Linked DNA regions of Mus musculus: region 1 is linked to region 2. Evidence: chromatin contacts called from ENCODE Hi-C data. All regions are on one chromosome and are shown on one strand. Each heading gives the region's core, a stretch centred on a gene start or an enhancer-like site at or near the end of the contact. The rest is flanking DNA. Distances are from core to core; before and after follow the strand shown.

Region 1 (3,990 bases), core at 176-2,675, 180 kb after region 2:
TTATCAGCTCAGACTAGACAGTGACCCACTGTGCCCCACTCCTGCCTCCTTTTCACATCCGTATACATAAAGTAACAGAACTAAGGGGCACACTGGACAAATGTTACTTCCTGGTTCTGATACTGTAAGTCAGCAGGTAAGTTTGGGGAAAGGGCACAAACTAGACACACGGGACCACTCACTAGTGTGTGTCCTTCTCTGACTTCATACTGCTACATGGCCTTTTATGCGGAATCCCCTTTCCACCAGGCAAACAAACAGGCGGCGATGAACCAAAGATCTGATTCAAGTGCAGCTGGAAGAACCAGTGACTTACTGGAGTTACTTACAGGAGCAGGAGACACTCAAAAAGCCCATGTCACCAGTATCCTGTACAATTTTCAGGCAGCTATGCCACTGATCTACCATGGCAATTGGCTTATTATTTGCATGGGATACCTTAAATGTGAAATGGTCCCAGAGGCTCATGAGTTTGAACACTTTTTTATTACTTATTAAAACGAATATTAAAAGGAACAACCAAGATTGGTTACGTAGTCTCATCCTTGAAAAATATGGTGTAACAGTCTAGAGAATAGTTGCAATGTAGTAGAGATGTGTTCACGTCTTACATGGAAATGCAGAAAGGCAGAGGACTGTGGAGTGCGGTGGTGAACACGTCTCCTTCTGACTAAAATCGACCTCCTCGGATGTGGTAACGATAAAAACCAAGCCTCTCTTCTGCCGAATCACAACGCCTATATGTCTGCAGAATGGCCGTGAGGGTGTCCAGCAACATTCTGTCCGTCTAATGCTGTTTAATTCCATGTTCTGTTCTAGGGGCAAGCGGATCTTCTGAAATATGCTAAGAATGAGACCCTGGAGAACCTGAAGCAGATCCACTTTGCAGCTGTTTCCTGTGGACTGAACAAACCAGGCACTGAAAACTCCGAGGCCCAGAAGCCACGCCGGAGCCTAGAAGCCATCCCCGAGAAAGCCAGTGATGAAAATGGAGACTAAGGGTCCTCCCAGTCACTGTGGACTTCCCACCGAGAACCAGTCAGCAGGCGCACTGGCTCACTGATCAGGATGAGAGCTGGGATGTCTGTCGGAGCACAACTGGAATACCCAACTGCAGCCCATCACTGCTGTGAATGTATGTAGCAACCCACGTGTGAAGGCAAATAAACTCTTTAACAAGAAACTCTATCCTGGCCCAAACATGCTGTCTTTGTATACAAAACGCCCTGAGTCCCACTGTGAAGAGCAGTGCTTTGCCGTATTCCAGCAGAAACAGGCAGTTCCCTCACTCGGGGGAACTGGATTGGATTGCTGAGTTTGTATTTATTGGTGAAATGGTGAATGTGCACACCTCACTGTGTGTGCTTGCCAGTCTTGGCGCTGCAGAGGATTTGTTGGCGTGCTTGCTGAGCCATATTTACTAAGCAGAATGTAAGAACCCAGGAGCTGAGGGCAATGTGCAGTGTGACTAAGGCTGCCTGGCTGAAGATGTGCTGTGTCAGCATGGGCAGCCGGGTGGAAGCCGCACCTTGTACATAGATTTTCACTGTATGTTGTAGTGGTCACATTAAAGATATCTTTTATGATATTTCTCCAATAGCAGTACATGCTTTTAGTGAAACTTTAACTTTTAAAACCTGTTCTCTTTCAAGAAGCCAATTACTTTTTAAATGACTGCTAAAATGTAAGTCACCTGAGTCGCTGTCCGGCTTTTAGGATGGTTGTGATGCAAGCTCAGACCCCACACTGGCCTCTGCACACATGAGTCACCCCCTCCCCCCGCCCCAGCCAAGGGCGCCATGCTGCCTGCAATTGTGAGCAGAATCGAGCGGGGGCAGGTTATACTTCCCTGCGGAGCCACCAATGGCCAATGCCTCAGTTTCGTCTGAGAATCTTTCTCCTTCATAGTGAAGGGCACCTGGACCAGTTAATTTTTTTAGTCTGATCTTTTCTTTCGAAACCAGTGAAACTTCATGGTATTTTTGAGAGTCAAGAATCCTGCCATCTAATGCTTCCCACATACCACACTTTGTTTCCCTTTGGAAGAGAGAGGTTCTAAGTGTTCAGTGGGCGTTGGTTTGGTCAGCTATTGGGACATCCACTTATATACTAGGTGGCCTGCAACTGACCTCACAGACCTTCCTCCCATGGGCCATGCTCATGCAGGTGTGTGCTCCTAAACCCAGTGCATTGCTCACTTCCCCCTAATAATGCCCATCTCCATCGGCCCTTGGCCAGGTGTGAGTCTCATTGGAAAACTCTTCCATTGATAATAGATAAACACTACTCAGTAGCTGAGGCTCTTAGAGATGAACTCTGGATAGGGAGAAAAATGAATGGAAAATAGCACAGAATAATTAGATGCACAAAGTAATGGAGAACATTGTTAGTGGTCCTTAAACTTAGCAAATAGCACTCAATTTGACGTTTAAAACTCTAGAAATGATCTCTAAAGGTGACTTAAAATACAGTGAAGTGAAAATATGGCTGTGTCTGTAATAATGGTGGTTATCATACAATATGCAAGTCAAGTGACTGTAATTGTAAGACATGTAACTTGTTGAGGCTCATACAGGCCTAAAATCAGGGATCTTAGAACTAAAGGAGTCGAAACTGAGCGTGGACCTGTGATCCCAGCACTTCAGAGACCGAGACGTGTTACACTGTGAGACTCTGTCTCAAAACAACAGAAAACTGGGGGAGTTGCCATCATTCACACTGACATGTTTGTTCCGGATGTGGAAGCTGTGGGTGCCTGAAGTCTCAACATCCAACATGTTGGTGCTACCTAGCCAAGCTTCTTTTGGTCTCCTTAAAGCAATATGCTTTAACAAGTAGTGGAGAAGTGCAGGCACAGTGTCAGGAGGGTTCCCACAGCAGTGGGTGTCCACTGCTTCTCTAGTTCCTGCCCTAAGGAATATGCCACCTGTCACTGAGGACAGTGCCTGTCAGCAGAGCCTGAATCAGGTGCGCTCTTCATCATCCAAATGGAAAGAGAAGACATTTGTCAAGATGGATAGAGTAAGGCTATGATTTACAGGCTTCTGGAAACAATTCTTTTGTAAAGGTCTCTCTGGCTCACTCTGTAACGAACTGTATCCCGCTGGTAAACAAAATCACGATCCTTGTTTTGGGGCTTCAGGAGTTGTGGGGACAGTCAGGGTAGTGTGCAGGTTGATTGCCCTTCATCATCTGCATCTGTTCGCAGGGAGCAGCATGTGAGTTACCTTAGGTACAAATCCCCATGGGTTTGCCACGAGTGTGTGTGTGTGTGTCTGTCTGTCTGTCTGTCTGTCTATATGGGTCTGTGTAATCCAGGACAGCGCAGGAACAACAGGCAATAGGCAAATCTTCATTGAGGACCCAGGAAAATGGAGACCTAGGTGGGAATTCACAAAAAAATGGCAAACATCTATTGGGTCCTGTAGAAACAAAAAAGTCACATTGTGTGTGTGAATGAAGCCAAGATAAGGGTGATGGTTTTGCCCACAGAGTAAACACAGGAACATCTCTGAACATACTAAGCATATGCTGCCACTTCTCCACGCTGAGTAAATTGATCTTCCACAAAAGTTTATCCTTTGTAGACATGGCGGGTCTGGATTTTTTTTTTTTTTTGGTTGTTGGATTGATTGATTGATTGATTGATTGATTGACTGCTTTTACTAGCCATGGCTTCTGGATAATGGGAAAGAAGTCATAGAGACTTGACTGCTTACCTCTGGCACCTCAGGGCCCTGTGACCCCGGAGCCAGACTGTGGGGAGGGATGCAGTCTTAGGCTGGAAGTTTAAGGTAGAATAAGGAGGTTGTCCTTGTCACTCAAATAGAGTTGGGGCCCTGTAGCTTAGCTTGTCTTTGCTACTTTATGAATCCTTTCTTCCACCCGTCTTCACCCTTTTTCTTTCAGCCACCTAACACTAGATAAGAGAGAGAGAAAAAAAATAGAGAGGAAAGGAAAGAGATCCCTGAATAAAGTCAGGATGGAAAG
Region 2 (3,820 bases), core at 123-2,622:
TGAAACTGGACCTCAGGGTGGCTGGGTTGGGGAGGTGGGTGGAGCCTCTGGTACCACACAGTGCACTCGTCCTGCTCTTCTGCCAATGGCTCTGCCAGGCTACACAGTGGCCCTGCGTTCTTCCTTGGCTCCAGGAATGGAGGTTTAAGGAAAGTATTTGCATATGAGAGCGACATGTTAATCATTGATTTTTGATCCTGTCCCAAACGATGGTCCTGATTTGGATGGTACCCACTAGGGGTTGAACAAGCAAGTCTCTCTAGTGTCAGGTTTAGGAAAGACACAGACTACAATGATAAACCTCCGTGGGACAACCCAGAGGCACCAAATAAACTCTGCGGAGGTCTTCTGTCTCTCAACGCCTGCCAGCCATGCCATCCCTACCCCAGATCCTGGCAACCTGTCGTGCTCATTGAGTTTAGCAGCCCAAGGACACGCAAGAGGATTGGTTTCTGTATGGGAAATGGGTTTGCTCCACTGAGGAAGCCCAGGGGGAGCAGGGTGGGAAGGGAGCGGGTTCCGAATGAAGGGCTGGAGCTGGACGCGAGGTGCAGCGGCCAAGACCACAGCCCCAGGACCCTCAGCTCGCCCGCGGCCTGCGGGTTCGCTGTCCCCCTCGGGATGCCTTCAGGTGACTGACAGCTGGCTGTGGCGTGCGCCTCGCTGAGCCGGCCTAGGAGAGCGACCACAACCGCAACGCCCGTGCCCGGAGCCCGGACGGGTCCCCTCGGCCTGTAGGGGGCAGCGCGAAGCCCGGGAGGCGATGGCCGCGGGTAAGTGGCGGTGGGCCCGGGGGCCATCAGAAGCCGCCCTGGGCCTCGGCTGAGCCCTGAAGGTGTGGGGGGGGGGGGGGAGACTGACGGGCCTGGGCGGAGCCGGGAACCCCGGAGCCCCGCGCGCCGCGCCTCCGCGTGTCGCCAGCGCCGCGGAGTGGGCGCACGTGTCCCTCGCGCCCCGCCGCCGCGAGCTCGTCGGTGAGCGCGGGGCCGGAGGGGACGCGGCGCTCGTCGGTGAGCGCGGGGCCGGAGGGGACGCGGCGCGCGGCGGTGGGCGCTGGCGCGCGCGCGTTATTTTTGGCGCCCGCAGCGGCGCGTGTGCCGGGGCGTGTTTTCCTTCCCCAGGTGCCGGCAGCGGGGGCGCCGCCGCCCAAGCTGACTCCTCTCTCCTCTCTCTCTCCCCGACCCCGGCAGGACCCCAGAGGTAATTCCGCCTGCACGACGTCCTTCGCGCCGGAGGCGAGCTCGCTGCACGCGCCACATCCCAACCAAAAAGAGAAAGAAAAAAAAAAAAAAGAAAAAAAAAGAAAAGAAAAAGCGGAAGAAGCGGCCGAGGCGGCGGCGGCGGCGAGGAGGAGGGGCCGCGCGCAGCGGCCCGAGGCGGCGGCGGCGGGGACGCGGGGACGCGGCTTTGTGCAGGCGGGTCGTGGGGCGCCCATGGCGGAGTGTGGCCGGGGCGCCGCAGGAGGGGCCCTGCCCACCTCCCCGAGCCCGGCCCTAGGCGCCAAGGGCGCCCTGAAAGCCGGAGCCGGGGAAGGCGGAGGTGGTGGCGGGGGAGGTCGCCTCGGCCACGGGCGGGCGCGCTATGACAGCGGCGGGGTTTCCAACGGAGACTGCAGCCTCGGCGTGTCCGGGGACGAAGCCCGGACCAGCCCTGGCAGGGGACCTCTAGGCGTGGCGCTCGCGCGGACCCCTAGCCCAGCTGCCGGTCCGGTCCCCAGGGACAGCAAACCGGGCGGCCTGCCCCGCCGGAGCAGCATCATCAAGGTAAGTAGGAGACCCGCGCGCGTCCTTGGGCTCGCTTTCCCCGCCCCGGAGAAGCTGTGGCGGAAGGAGGCGATGCAAAATGAGCCCACTGCGAAGGGGAAGCCAGGGTGTAGGGGTGTTTGGAGTGCTGGAGCAGGGATTGGAAAGCTGATGGCATTGGGAAAGAATGGAGAGGTGATCTGAGTGTGCAGGAGTGCTGTGCTCTGACATCCCCAGAGCAACTTGGGGCTGTCACCTCTCTCCAGATTGACTTGGAATTAAATGGCCTTGTACCTGCCTGGGTAGGACAGGCTTTTCAGAGGCAGCTTAGCATGGTGGCACACTCCCTGTAAGGTTTCTATTGTATTTTAAAGGACAGGGATCATGTGAAAATATTTTCTCAAAACCCCAGGCAATGAACATATATTATTTAATAGATTTCTTCTAATCTACTGGGTAATTGGTTGCCCCTTGCAAGTGATTGTATTTGGGGAATGTAAATACCTCTCCTTCAGTTACTCGGAGAAAGGGAACATAAACACAGATTTCCTCTTTTTTAGCCTCAAAAGCTCTGAGAGAATACAGTTCCGCACAATTTAATTCTTTCCTAGCTGCTATAAGCAGGCCTCTCCAAATTAGCAAGTTTCTTTGGAATGGTTTTTGCTTGTTTTTGTTTTTGTTTGTTTTGTTTTTCATGGTGCTATTTAGAAAGCCACCAGTTGTTTTGTGAATTTTAAATTTCAAGAGGTGACATTAAGAGTTTATGGTGGCTTCCTTCAAACATTGCAGTGTAGTTGCAACATAAAAATATTTCTTGTGACTCGAAGTGAAAAGAGAAAGTTGATAAGCTACGAAAAGTAGAACCTTGAGCCAGATCAGCCCATTTGGCTTGTTCAAATATGGAGCAAATATGGAATGTTGCTTTTTGAGACATGAAGGAGTTTTTAGGACAGGCCAGTGAGTACTGTCTGGTGCTAACTCATCCTGTTTGTGGCTGACAACCCTTAGGAGACAGGTCAGAATGTGCCAACAGCACAGAGTTGACACTGGTGGTATTTGAAATTCAGAAATGCTCAAGTACTGTGAAGGTGCCTCTGGGTTATCATCATCTGCAGCCATCTAGTGTAACAGACCACTTTGGTGCTGTGTAAGAGGCTGTTGTGAAACTGCATCTAGCCTTGTCATCTGCTTGCTCAGGTTTTGTGTGGACAGGGCACAGTTGAAGGGCTTAAAGATCAAGTGCATTGCCTGTCTCTAAAGATCAAGTGTATGGTCTAACTTTTAAACCAAGAAAAGCGGTGTCCGTTTTTTCCTGCTTGTGTAGCTCTTAGTGATGGATATATCTTCTCCTTCTAGTATGTGGTTTGTTTCCAGGAAAGTTGTCTTCGAGTATATATGATTATTGATCCTATTTGCAGAGCTATGCAACATTCCTGTTTTTATTGGTTAAATATTTGTGGTGAATTTGCATTGTGATATTAATAACACCTTATGTGAAAGTTTTAGATAATATACCGGTTTATGTAATTTTAACAACCTTTCCCCTCAAGGATTTTTTTTGGTGGCCAGTTTTCACATTTAAAAGGCCATGCTTCACAGAGAAGGACAGTAACAGCAGTAGGGTTGTTCCCTGTGACAGTTGTGAGAGCCAGGAAAGAAGTGCGGCTTGCCTATTTGTGACTTACAGAGTCAAGACTGACCATTCCTGTAAAGGCACATGGAAAAAATGGTGAATTTTTCAGAAATAACAAGTTGAGGAATGGTGGTGCTGCTTACTTTGAACTCTGAGTTTCAAAGTTATGTTTCATCTTTCTCTATTCCTCAACGAAGCCAATTAACTTTTTATCCACCATTACATCCCTAGATGCACAGGGCTAGAGGCTCATAGTAGGTGCTCAATAAATTACTTACTGTTGGGTCCGAGGAACGATAAGGAAGTATGTGTTTTCTCTAACTTTTGTTAGTTTCTGAAACAGGTGGTTTTAGATTTACCAGTCATATCTTGGTATCTTGTACCACATAAGACAGCTTGACATATTCCCCTTTCTGGTCATTATGTTCAGCTTATTTTTGTCTTA

The links. A loop is a pair of places that touch in the nucleus more often than their neighbours do.
Region 1: a map of gastrocnemius shows a loop between it and region 2 (2.6-fold over the local background). The contact joins the enhancer-like site here to the promoter of Plcl2 in region 2. A Hi-C loop is called at or near these places in 1 of 37 maps with a recorded cell type or tissue (gastrocnemius).

Annotation. Positions count from the first base shown.
Region 1 is chr17:50,686,893-50,690,882 of GRCm38, forward strand. Plcl2 (phospholipase C-like 2) reads left to right here. Exons shown (of 6, transcript NM_013880.3): 6 at 820-1,602. The coding sequence ends at 999. Among named protein-coding and RNA genes, the nearest start is that of Gm41598, 100 kb to the right of the region's middle. Within about 2 kb of position 1,426, at least 1 of the 3 ENCODE cell types and tissues checked has a DNase peak (open chromatin) inside an H3K27ac peak, as active enhancers do; it is gastrocnemius, where a contact is called at or near this core.
Region 2 is chr17:50,508,175-50,511,994 of GRCm38, forward strand. Plcl2 (phospholipase C-like 2) reads left to right here and starts at 1,373. Exons shown (of 6, transcript NM_013880.3): 1 at 1,373-1,763. The coding sequence starts at 1,434.